Linked DNA regions of Homo sapiens: regions 2 and 3 are each linked to region 1. A link is a contact called in ENCODE Hi-C data. All regions are on one chromosome and are shown on one strand. The core of a region is the stretch at or near the end of the contact, and the rest is flanking DNA. Distances in the headings are between cores, read along the strand shown. Region 1 has its middle 15 kb from the start of SPACA5. Region 2 overlaps LOC124905183 (a long non-coding RNA gene). Region 3 holds the start of ZNF157 (zinc finger protein 157).

What was found. Hi-C counts contacts between places; a loop is a spot of excess contacts on that map. Pooled maps may share reads with other maps.
Region 2: a map of CD4-positive, alpha-beta T cell shows a loop between it and region 1 (4-fold over the local background). The contact joins two enhancer-like sites. A Hi-C loop is called at or near these places in 7 of 168 maps with a recorded cell type or tissue (A673, CD4-positive, alpha-beta T cell, Calu3 and 4 more), 11 of 37 single-sample maps with no recorded cell type and 15 of 50 pooled maps.
Region 3: a map of CD4-positive, alpha-beta T cell shows a loop between it and region 1 (9-fold over the local background). The contact joins the promoter of ZNF157 here to the enhancer-like site in region 1. A Hi-C loop is called at or near these places in 2 of 168 maps with a recorded cell type or tissue (CD4-positive, alpha-beta T cell and CD8-positive, alpha-beta T cell), 1 of 37 single-sample maps with no recorded cell type and 15 of 50 pooled maps.

The regions. Positions count from the first base shown.
Region 1 is chrX:48,020,077-48,023,616 of GRCh38, reverse strand. No RefSeq gene overlaps it. Among named protein-coding and RNA genes, the nearest start is that of SPACA5, 15 kb to the right of the region's middle. RefSeq lists a silencer at 2,488-2,537. Within about 2 kb of position 2,081, at least 38 of the 41 ENCODE cell types and tissues checked have a DNase peak (open chromatin) inside an H3K27ac peak, as active enhancers do; they include CD4-positive, alpha-beta T cell and CD8-positive, alpha-beta T cell, where a contact is called at or near this core.
Region 2 is chrX:47,500,476-47,503,692 of GRCh38, reverse strand. All of the region lies in intron 1 of LOC124905183 (a long non-coding RNA gene), which reads left to right. Among named protein-coding and RNA genes, the nearest start is that of ZNF41, 19 kb to the right of the region's middle. Within about 2 kb of position 1,837, at least 3 of the 41 ENCODE cell types and tissues checked have a DNase peak (open chromatin) inside an H3K27ac peak, as active enhancers do.
Region 3 is chrX:47,368,748-47,372,219 of GRCh38, reverse strand. ZNF157 (zinc finger protein 157) reads right to left here and starts at 1,642. Exons shown (of 4, transcript NM_003446.4): 1 at 1,480-1,642. The coding sequence starts at 1,551.

The DNA.
Region 1 (3,540 bases), core at 832-3,331:
GGGAAATTCAAATCAAAACCACAATTAGATACCACTTTACATCTGCTAGGATGGCTACAATAAAAACCAACAAAACAACAAGTGTTAGAGAGGATGTGGAGAAATTGGAACCCTAATACACTGCTGGTTGGAAAGTAAAATGGTGCAGCCACTGTAGGAAACAGTTTGGTGGTTCCTCAAAAAGTTAAACACAGAAATACCACATGATCCAGCAATTCCACTCCTAGTTATATACTTAATAAAATGGGAAACAGGTAGGTATTCAAACAAAAACTTACACACCAATGTTCATAGCAGCACTATTCATAATAGCCAAAAGGTAGAAACAGCTCAAATATCTATCAACTGATGAGTGGATAAACCAAATATGGTATAGTATATCCATACAATGGAATATTATTCAGCCACAGAAAGGAATGAAGTACTGTTACTGATTAACCTTGAAGACATTATGCCACGTTAAAGAAGCCGGACACAAAAGACCACAAAGTGTATGATTCTACTTATATGAAATATCCATAATAGGCAAATCTATAGCACCAGAAAGCAGATTAAGTGGTAGCCAGGGGCTGGGGGGAAAGGGGAATAGGGAATGATTGTTTAATGGGGATGAGGTTTCCTTTTGGGGTGGTGAAGACAGCCTGGAATTAAATAGTGGTAATGGTTGCACAATACTGTGAATGTCCTAAATGGCACTGAATTGTGCAATGTAAAATAGTTAAAATAGTAAGTTTCATGTTATGTGTATTTTACCACAATAAAAAGAAAGGTGTTTATATGGGGTACAAGATGCGTGAATGGTGGCCATGAAGCAGAATGAATGAAAGAAAATGGCAGTGTGACTGAATGGCGGGAAATTGGGGGCACCGTGGGAGAGAATACATGTTAATGATTGGTAGAGTGGGAAGGAGTAGGAGCCATGAGGGGCAGAGTGAGCTGGAAGGGGAGTGATGCTGTTACTTTATATCTGAGTGGGTCCTGTGCTCCTGGAAAGCAGTCATGGTTACAAAATTCTCACAGCCCCTGGCTCCCTTTGGGGTTCCAGCAAAGGGCTAACTGCAAAAGTCCCTGGATTACCTGCTTGGGCTGCCATAATAAAATGCCACAGACTGGACGGGTTAAACCAGAAGTTTATTTGGCATAGTTCTGGAGGCTGGGAGAAGTCCAAGATGAAGGGGCCAGCTGATTTGGTTCCTGGTGAGGGTTCTCTATAAAGAAAGCCATAAGGCTTGCAGACAACTGCCTTCTTACTGTGTTTTCACATCACCTCTTTTTTGTGCAAATGGAGAGAGAGTGAGCAAACTCTTGGACGTCTGTTTTTATAAGGGCACTAATCCCATTAGACCAAGGCCCCACCCTCATGACCTCATATAGCCTTAATTACCTCCCAAAGGCCCCATCCTCAAATACCATCACATTGACAGTTTGGGCTTCAACGTATGAATGGGGGGGGGGGGGGGGAAGGGGCGCAATTCAGTCTATAGTAGTCCCTAATGTATTTACACATTCTGAGATAAGACCTATCTCTATCTGTCCTGATTGATGACTCAAGGATGACTCTTTTGCTTACCTGCCTCTATACAACCCGAGGTCTCTTTCCTTGTCTTTGGGATGTTCCTCATTAAGAAAAGTTTTCCCTATTGCAATAAGCTGAAAGGGCTCACCTGTGCATTTTCTTTCAGGTGATCAATTGGTAGAATATGATTAATAGGGGAGAGTGTTTGAGGTCCGGAACCTGATCACTGTCTGTCTCCTGTTTATTCCCCTAGGCCTCAGGGAGGCCTCATAGGACTGGGACCCTGGAATCTCCGCCCTCTCAAATCTCTCTGCAACAGTTTCCCAGGAGGAGGATGGAATGTAGTCCTGGCGGGGTCGCGATCAGATCTGTCTTCTCACCTAGTCTCCGACTAATATTCCACCTCACCTGGGCCCCTTTATCCCTGGGCTTATGTCTCCAACTCTCCCTGCGCCTATGTTTACCAATGTCACTTTCTTCACGTTTCTTTCTCCGTGGGCAGATTGTACCACACCTCCCTATTTGCACCAGTGGTATCTCCCACAACGGACTGTACCAACCTGAGCCTTCGCCACCGCTAGCTTAATAGTATCTATCTCCCTACTGTTATTTTCTTGAGAGGAGTACCAGCTCCACACGTTCTCCCCATCTCCCCACTGATACTGACCGGTGGAGGAATGTATTATCACCGGCTCTGCATCCTTTTTCCCCGGTAATAGGTACCAGGGATGTCCGTACCATTTCAGGCGTCCCCCGTCTCCGCAGTGGTATCTCCCGGCGGAGGGGTCTGTGGTCCTGAACTCAACATTTTTACATACCCGTTCTCTTGAAACCCCCCCAAACACGCCCATAATTTGCCCGTCACTAGCTTTGCACAAAGGGCCCCACTTTTATCGCCAAGTTTTCAAAGTCCTCTCGGAGTTCTATCTTTTCCAAACTTTAAAAGGCATATTACTCTCCTGTACGGAATGGTAAGGGCTGTAAAGATGCCTGCTCCCTTGACAAGCTGGTTTACTGGCACGGCCATTTTTCTTGCCAGCCAAATACGTACAATCATTGCAGTTAAGGAACAAAAAAGTTTTGGTGTTCTATAGCACTGCTTAATAACTATAGTTAGCAATAATTTATTGTACATTTTCAAATACCTAGAAGAGAGGATTTTGAATATTCCCAACGCAAAGAAATGATAAATATTTGAGGTGATGCACATGCTAATTACCCTGATTTGATCATTACACATTGTATGCATGTATTGAAATACCACTCTGCACCCTACAAATATGTACAATTAAAAAAATTTAATCATTAAATTAAAGAAAACCACAGAACAACTTTGGCTGCTAGCACCGACGGCTTTGGGAACGGTACTGCGCATGAGCAAGTATAGTGACTGGCAGTACCTAATTAATGCAGGATAAAGGTCGGAAAAAGGTGGCTGTCAGAGGAAGTTGTGACTGATTTTGGAAACACAAGGGGACCTTGCCTGAATAAGCATTCGGATCTTAACATCAGAGCAGGGTATGAGGCGGGGCAGAGAGTTTACATCGAACGGAAGTGAGAGGGCTGGTGGTCTGCGGACAGAGTCGTCATTTAACCTCTTTGTGCCTTAGTTTCTCTAACTGTAAAATAGGGATGATGATGTTAATGATAATAATAATAATACCTGCCTTGTATGGTTGTTGTGTAGATCAATTGAGTCAATATAAGTGTTTACAACAATGCCTAGCACATACGTAAGTCTTATATATGAGTTTAATATTATTATTATACTATTATTAATACCATAAAATGGATACATATAAACACATAAAATGGAATAGGGAAGTAGAGCAAAACCAAGGCCAGGTTGAAATGTCTATATGTAGATCATAGGATTCTACATAATTATGTTGAGCTACAGTTATTTTTCTGAGCTTCCTAGAAGCCACAACATAGAGGGGGAAAAAAGCTCATTTGCTTTATTTATCTCACCCATACAGAGAAAGTAAGCCACTTCCTCAGAAGCAAAGATTTCTTTGATAAGA
Region 2 (3,217 bases), core at 588-3,087, 520 kb after region 1:
AGGAGTTTGAGGCTGCAGTGAGCTGATCACACCACTACACTAAAGCCTGGGCAACAGAGTGAGACACTGTCTCAAAATACACACACACACACACACACACACACACACACACACACACAAAGAAAAAAAAATCCATTAACCAGAAAAGTTCATCTTTGAAAGTCAGGGGGCTTCTTCCTTAAATTTCTGTATTATCCCCTTTTTGCCCAGCCTGCCACATCAATTCAGGCTCAGCACCACTCTGGCCAGTAAACTGAAGCTGATGTCAATGTCTTCCAGGCTGAGGCAGTGTCAGGACAGTTAGGGTGCACATGCAAGTACAATCCCAGAGGGAACACGTGATAGCCCTGGAAACCAAGAGTTTACAATTGTTCAGGTACCCCGAGCAGGGCATACATTAGTCAGACAGGGCAGGTTAACAGGGTTCCCAGTGTGGCCTCCCACGGGGAAAACTCCCACCGAGTCTAATCCAAATAATTCAGTTTGGTCCTTGGTTTCAGCGGGACTGCCCAGAGGTAGTCAGGTTCCCTCAGTTTTGCTTATCCGTGACATCAGTTCATCCCTCTCATGTGTGTGGATGGCATCTGCAGGTGTTCTGCCGGCAAATCACAGGAGCAGGTGCCACCCCTGCTGTGTCATAGTCAGTGCTGTCAGGGGTGATCAGAGGCTCAGCAGCCAATTTACATTCAAAGCACTCACAGCAGCTTGGAAATGAAACATGGGGCATTCTTCTACAGAAAGAGGGGAAAGCTGCCAGGAGCAGTTCTGAAAAAACAAAGATCATTAATACACTCTCTACACCCCGGCACCTCCATAGGCTTTTCTTTTTTCTCCATTGTTACAAAATCAGTGAGTCTCATTCAGTAAGACTTCATGACTTACTGAAGAAATATGACTTCATATTTCCCAATCATTTTACTCTCATCCAGACCATTTGTCTGGAAGGGTTATATGCTAGAAGGAAAGAAACATTTTTCCAGGAAAATATTTTTATGCAATTTAACCAGAAAGACATATCATGTCCAGAAATAGGTCAGGAAGAATCCGGAACTTTCCAATTTTTTCAAAATGGGTTTCCATTAACTTCCCATTCCTTTCCTCCTCATCATTTACCCAGTGAGCAGCCTAGGGAAAAAAAAATCAATCTCTTGCTGGGGACAGCTGCACTGAATAATCAAACTGTTTCACTAAGATGTGTGCACTAGGAGAAAGGTGAGGGTAGTAGGCTGGGCTCAGTGGCTCACGCCTGTAATTCCAGCACTTTGGGAGGCCAAGGTGGGCGGACTGCTTGAGCTCAGGAGTTCGAGACCAGCCTGGGAAACATGGCGAAACCCCATCTCTTAAAAAAAAAATTATCTGGGTGGCAGGAGCCTGTAGTCCCAGCTACTTGGGAGGCTGAGGTAGGAGGATCACCTGAGCCCGGGAGATCAAGGCTGCAGTGAGCCATGATCGTGCCACTGCACTCCATCCTGGGTGACAGAGTGAGACCCTGTCTAAAAAAAAAAAAAAAAAAGAAAAAAAGAAAGAAAGAAAGAAAGAAAGAAAGAAAGAAAGAAAGAAAGAAAGAAAAGAAAGGTGAGGGAAATAGAGTCAGGCTATCAGTCCATTGGCACAAACTGCATCTAATCCTGAAAGCTGAATGATGCAACAAGTCAACAGCAATGAGACATCTCAAAGAGGGGCACCAGTCCAATCTGTGTGAAGTAGGTGAAGGGGTCACATTCTCTGTTATGTGTCCGTCCCCAACCTGAAGCTTTCAAGAGAAATCACAAGTTAAGAATGCAATTAGTCTCTGTATCAGAAATCTAGAGCCATTCAGCCACCCAATTTTAGATGGTTTCATGAGACCACACCCTTTCCTGTTGGCATTTTTATGTGACCCAGACAATCCGGTCAGCATCTGTATTTTCGTCATTTATAGCCCCACAGAGGCTGTCTTAAATGGGCAACAATTCAGAATCTGAGTCCTGTTCTTTGAGATGAGCCTTCAGTTCCGCACAGCTCACCGCAAGGCCGAAACAGCTGCAGAAGACAGCATCAAGTTTCAGCTCAGAGGCAGGCACAGGCAATTAGGATCTGTGAATCTGGGATTTTTAAAAAGCCCCTGGCTTTCCTTCAGTAGCAGCAAAGCTGATACAAGGAAGAGCCAGACAGCTGTATACCAAGCCCAAGTGACAAACAAGACTTTTCTAAAAGTCCTTTTTATCTTGTTCATTTTAGAGGCCAAATAGACCTACTCAAACATATGCACAGCAGGCTGAAAACCATTAGCCTCTATGGGTCAGGCAGTTCATGGCAGCAAGAGCACATTAGCAAACTAAAAGCTGTTTTTGAAAACTCCCAAAGCATGTTTCTACCCGGAGATTGCCTCTCTTTTTATGTTCTCTCCCTTTTTCCAGAGGCTCCAATGGGCAAAAATCAGTGGTTATGGAGACTTGTTCTGTTTCCAATCCTCAAAGAGTTTAAATTGCAATCCACCCACAGGCAGCAAAAAGCAAGGGAGCTCTGATTCCACAAACACTGTTTTTTTTTCTTTGCAGCTTTCCCTATTAGGATGATTTGTCTAATGTTGATGAAATAAAGCAGATAACATTTTACATTAAATTTTATCATACACCCAGATGCGACAGCCACAAAATACAAAGCCTTTGAATAAACATTCCCCTCTGTTTTCCCCAAACCCCTAGCTGTAAAATCAGCATGTTCCACAGTGAGCAGGTCTATACAAAACTACCCCCAAAGTCCCAGGAAGCTGAGAGGCCAAAGAAAGAGGCTGACATATCCAATTTCTTAGAAGGAAACATTTAATAGGGACTTGCAAACAGAAGCCATGTCTGCGTCTCAGGTAGCGGTAAGAGGAGAAAGTGGATCCCTGTGCCATCAACCCCAGACTCAGGGCTTATATACCATAGGGAAGGGGTGATTCAGAAGTGATGTGTAGAATTGAAGAACGATCACATTGAGGTTATTTAGACCTAAGGGCAGGATTTGTGGTAAGTATGTGCTCTTACACAAGGAAAGATAGCTAGACTGGAAATCTGAGAGGCCTTCCTGGCACTGGAGTTAATCTGAAGTCAACATCGTGGATTAGCATCCAAGATGGAGTTGCTTTAGTTTCCACACCGCATTTACAAGGTTAACATTACAGCTGCTGGAGATGAAGGTTGCAGTGTAAGGAGGGCTTTGAGTTGCAGAGGCAGCTACTAAGCTGTAGAAA
Region 3 (3,472 bases), core at 393-2,892, 650 kb after region 1:
ACCTTAGTCTTTCTGGTGACCAGCCCCATTCGGAAGCTGCCTAGGGACTGCCAGGCATCAGTCAACTCATTAGCATACAAAAAGACACTTTAGTACTTTAGAGATTCCGAGGATATTAGGAGTTGTTTGCCAGGAAAGACCAATTATATATTTCACAGTATCACACCCCTACAAAAACCTTACACAAACTATTATAGGATCTTTATTCATAATATCCAACAACTAGAAACAACCAAGATGTCTTTCAACCAGTGAATGGTTATACTGTTTGGTACATCCATGCGATGGAAAAGTATCAGCAATAAAAGGAATGGGCAGGGCACGGTGGCTTACGCCTGTAATCCCAGCACTTTGGGAGGCTGAGGCAGGTGGATCACGAGGTCAGGAGTTCAAGACCAGCCTGGCCAACATGGTGAAACCCCGTCTCTACTAAAGATACAAAAAATTAGCCAGGTGTGGTGGCACGCACTTGTAATACCAGCTACTCGGGAGGCTGAGGCAGGAGAATAGCTTGAACCCGGGAAGCAGAGGTTGCAGTGAGCCAAGATCACGCCATTGCAGTCCAGCCTGGGTGACAGGGCAAGACTCTGTCTCAAAAAAAATGAATGAACTATTGATATACTGTTAGCTATTGATATCTCCACAGAATTTTGCTGAATGACGAAAGCCAGTCCCAAAAGGTACATACTGTACAATCTGATTAATATAACAGTCTCTCTTTTTTGTCCTTTTTTTCCTTTTTGTGGAGAACAGGGTCTCACTATATTGCCCAGGCAGGTCTCAAACTCCTAGGCTCAAACTATCCTCCTGCTTCTGCCTCCCTAAGAGCTGGGATTACAGGCATGAGCTGCCATGCCCGGCAAATAAAACTTTTTTTTTTTTTTGAGACAGGGTCTCACTCTGTCACCCAGGCAGAGTGCAGTGGCACGATCTTGGCTTACTGCAACCTCCGCCTCCAGGTTCAAGCGATTTTCCGGTCTCAACCTCCCGAGTAGCTGGGAGTACAGGTGCGTGCCACAACACCTGGTTAATTTTTGTATTTTTAGTACAAACAGGGTTTCACTATGTTGGCCAGGCTGGTCTCAAACTCCTGGCCGCAAGTGATCCACCCGCCTCGGCCTCCCAAAGTGCTGGGATTACAGGTGACAGGCGTGAGCCACCACGTCCAGCCACAACATTCTTGAAATGAAAAAATTATAGTATTGGAGAACAGATTGGTGGTGCCCCAGGGTTAAGAGGGGAGTGATGGAGGAAGTGAAGTGGTTGTGTCTATTTAATGACAACATGGGGGATCCTTGTGGGGATGGAAATGCTCTGCATGTCAATATCCTGGGTATTACGAGATGTTACTACTGGGGACAAAAACTAGGTAAATGGTACATTGCATTTGAATCTACAATTATCTCAAAATATAAATTTAACTAAAAATAAATAAAAAAATAAAGAACATATAGAAAAAAATAGGATCCTCCTCCTTACCTCAAAAGATCTGCCAGGTTCTCCTGGAATCAGGGCAGGGAATCTCTGGGGTGATGTCCCATTAGCTGGCATGTTCACCCTGGGCCTCAGCCCACCTTCCGTGCTGGACAGCTGTCTGTGTGTAGAGGGTCCTGCAGCCTCCAGTAAGGGGTAAGGCTCAATGGCTCCACAGAGACACCAAGAAATCCTAAAAGGACAGTATCCATATCATCAGTGTCATCCCACATTCACGCCACAATGTTCAGCATCCCCAGAGCATGAGTCAAGGTGGATTACAAAATGATCAAATTTGGGGCCAAATTAATGAGCTTGGGGTCCCTTCTTGAGTGGCTCTACCAGGTGCTTCACTCGCTACTCAGCCAGCCTACACCTCAGTTCAAGTTCAAGGCAGATCTGGGTTTAGGAGAAGTAGAACTGGGGCAGTGCTTAAGGGTGCTTAAGGCCCATGGGGTGGGCAGGTTCAAGGGGACCTGGTGGGTGACTGTGAGGGCAGGAAACCTGGAAAGCTGATAATCTAAATGAAAGGAAATCGGCTGGTCCTTTCTTCTGCCGTCTTTTGTTTTTTTCCACTCTTAGATGAAATATCCCTCTTAAATTCTTTTACTGGGAAGCTTTTAGCCTCTTCTTTCCAGAAAAAAATGGTTCAATCTTAATAATGTTATGTATTTTTTCTTTTTTTTTTTTTTTTTTTTGAGATGGAGTTTCACTCTTGTCACCCAGGCTGCAGTGGAATGGTGCGATCTCAGCTCACAGCAACCTCCGCCTCCCAGGTTCAAGGGATTCTCCTGCCTCAGCCTCCCTAGTGGCTGGGATTACAGGCGCCCGCCACCACGCCCAGCTAATGTTTGTATTTTTAGTAGAGACGGGTTTTCACTATGTTGGTCAGGCTGGTCTCGAACTCCTGACCTCAAGTGATCCTCCCGCCTTGGCCTCCCAAAGTGCTGGGATTACAGGTGTGAGCCACTGCACCAGGCCTAATGTTATGTATTACATCAACAAATTACAGAGGGAAACACTCTGCTGTTAACTTACACCAAAAAAGCATCCAACGCAATTCAGCAGCCATTACTAATATAAGCTCAAACTAAAATCATGGAAAAAGTAAATAACTTAAGTGCCACAAAAATCAATTATGAAACATAACTCTGAAACACCATGCTAAAAAGTAAAATGATGAAGCTATTGCCACAAAATTAGTACTGTCTGCTATAACCCAAAATTGTTTTGTGGGCTCTAGCTCACACAAGAGAAGATGAAATAGAGTGGGCTGGGCACAGTGGCTCATGCCTGTAATCTCAGAACTTTGGGAGGCCAAGACAGGAGGGTTGCTTGAGTCCAGGAGTTCGAAACCAGCCTTGGCAACAAAGTGAGACGCTGTCTTTACAAGAAATAAAATAATCCGAGTGTGGTGGTCCACACCTGTAGTGCCAGCTACTAAGGAAGCTGAAGCAGAAGGATAGCTTAAGAAGCCTGAGAGGTTGAGGCTGCAGTGACCTCTGATGGCGCCACTGCACTCCAGCCTGGGTGACAGAGCAAGACTTTGTCTCTAAAAGAGAAAGAAAAAGAAAGAGAGAAAGAGAGAAAGAAAGAAAGAAAGAAAGAAAGAAAGAAAGAAAGAAAGAAAGAAAGAAAGAAAGAAAGAGAGGAAGGAAGGATGGAAGGAAGGAAGGAAGGAAGGAGGGAAGAAAGGAGAAAAGAAGAGAAAAGAAATAAATAATCAGGCCAGGTGCAGTGGCTCACGGCTTTAATCCCAACACTTTGGGAGGCCAAAGCAAGAGGATCCCTTGAGCCCAGGTGTTCAAAACTAACCTGGACAACATGGCAAAACCCAGTATCCTTAAAAAACAAACAAACAAACAAAAACACACACACAGAGTTGCAGTGCATTGAGATCACTCCACTACACTCCAGCCTGGATGACAGAGTGACACTTTGTTTCTATTAAAGAAAAAAAAAAGAGGCCAGAGGAGGCGGCTCACGCCTGTAATCCCAG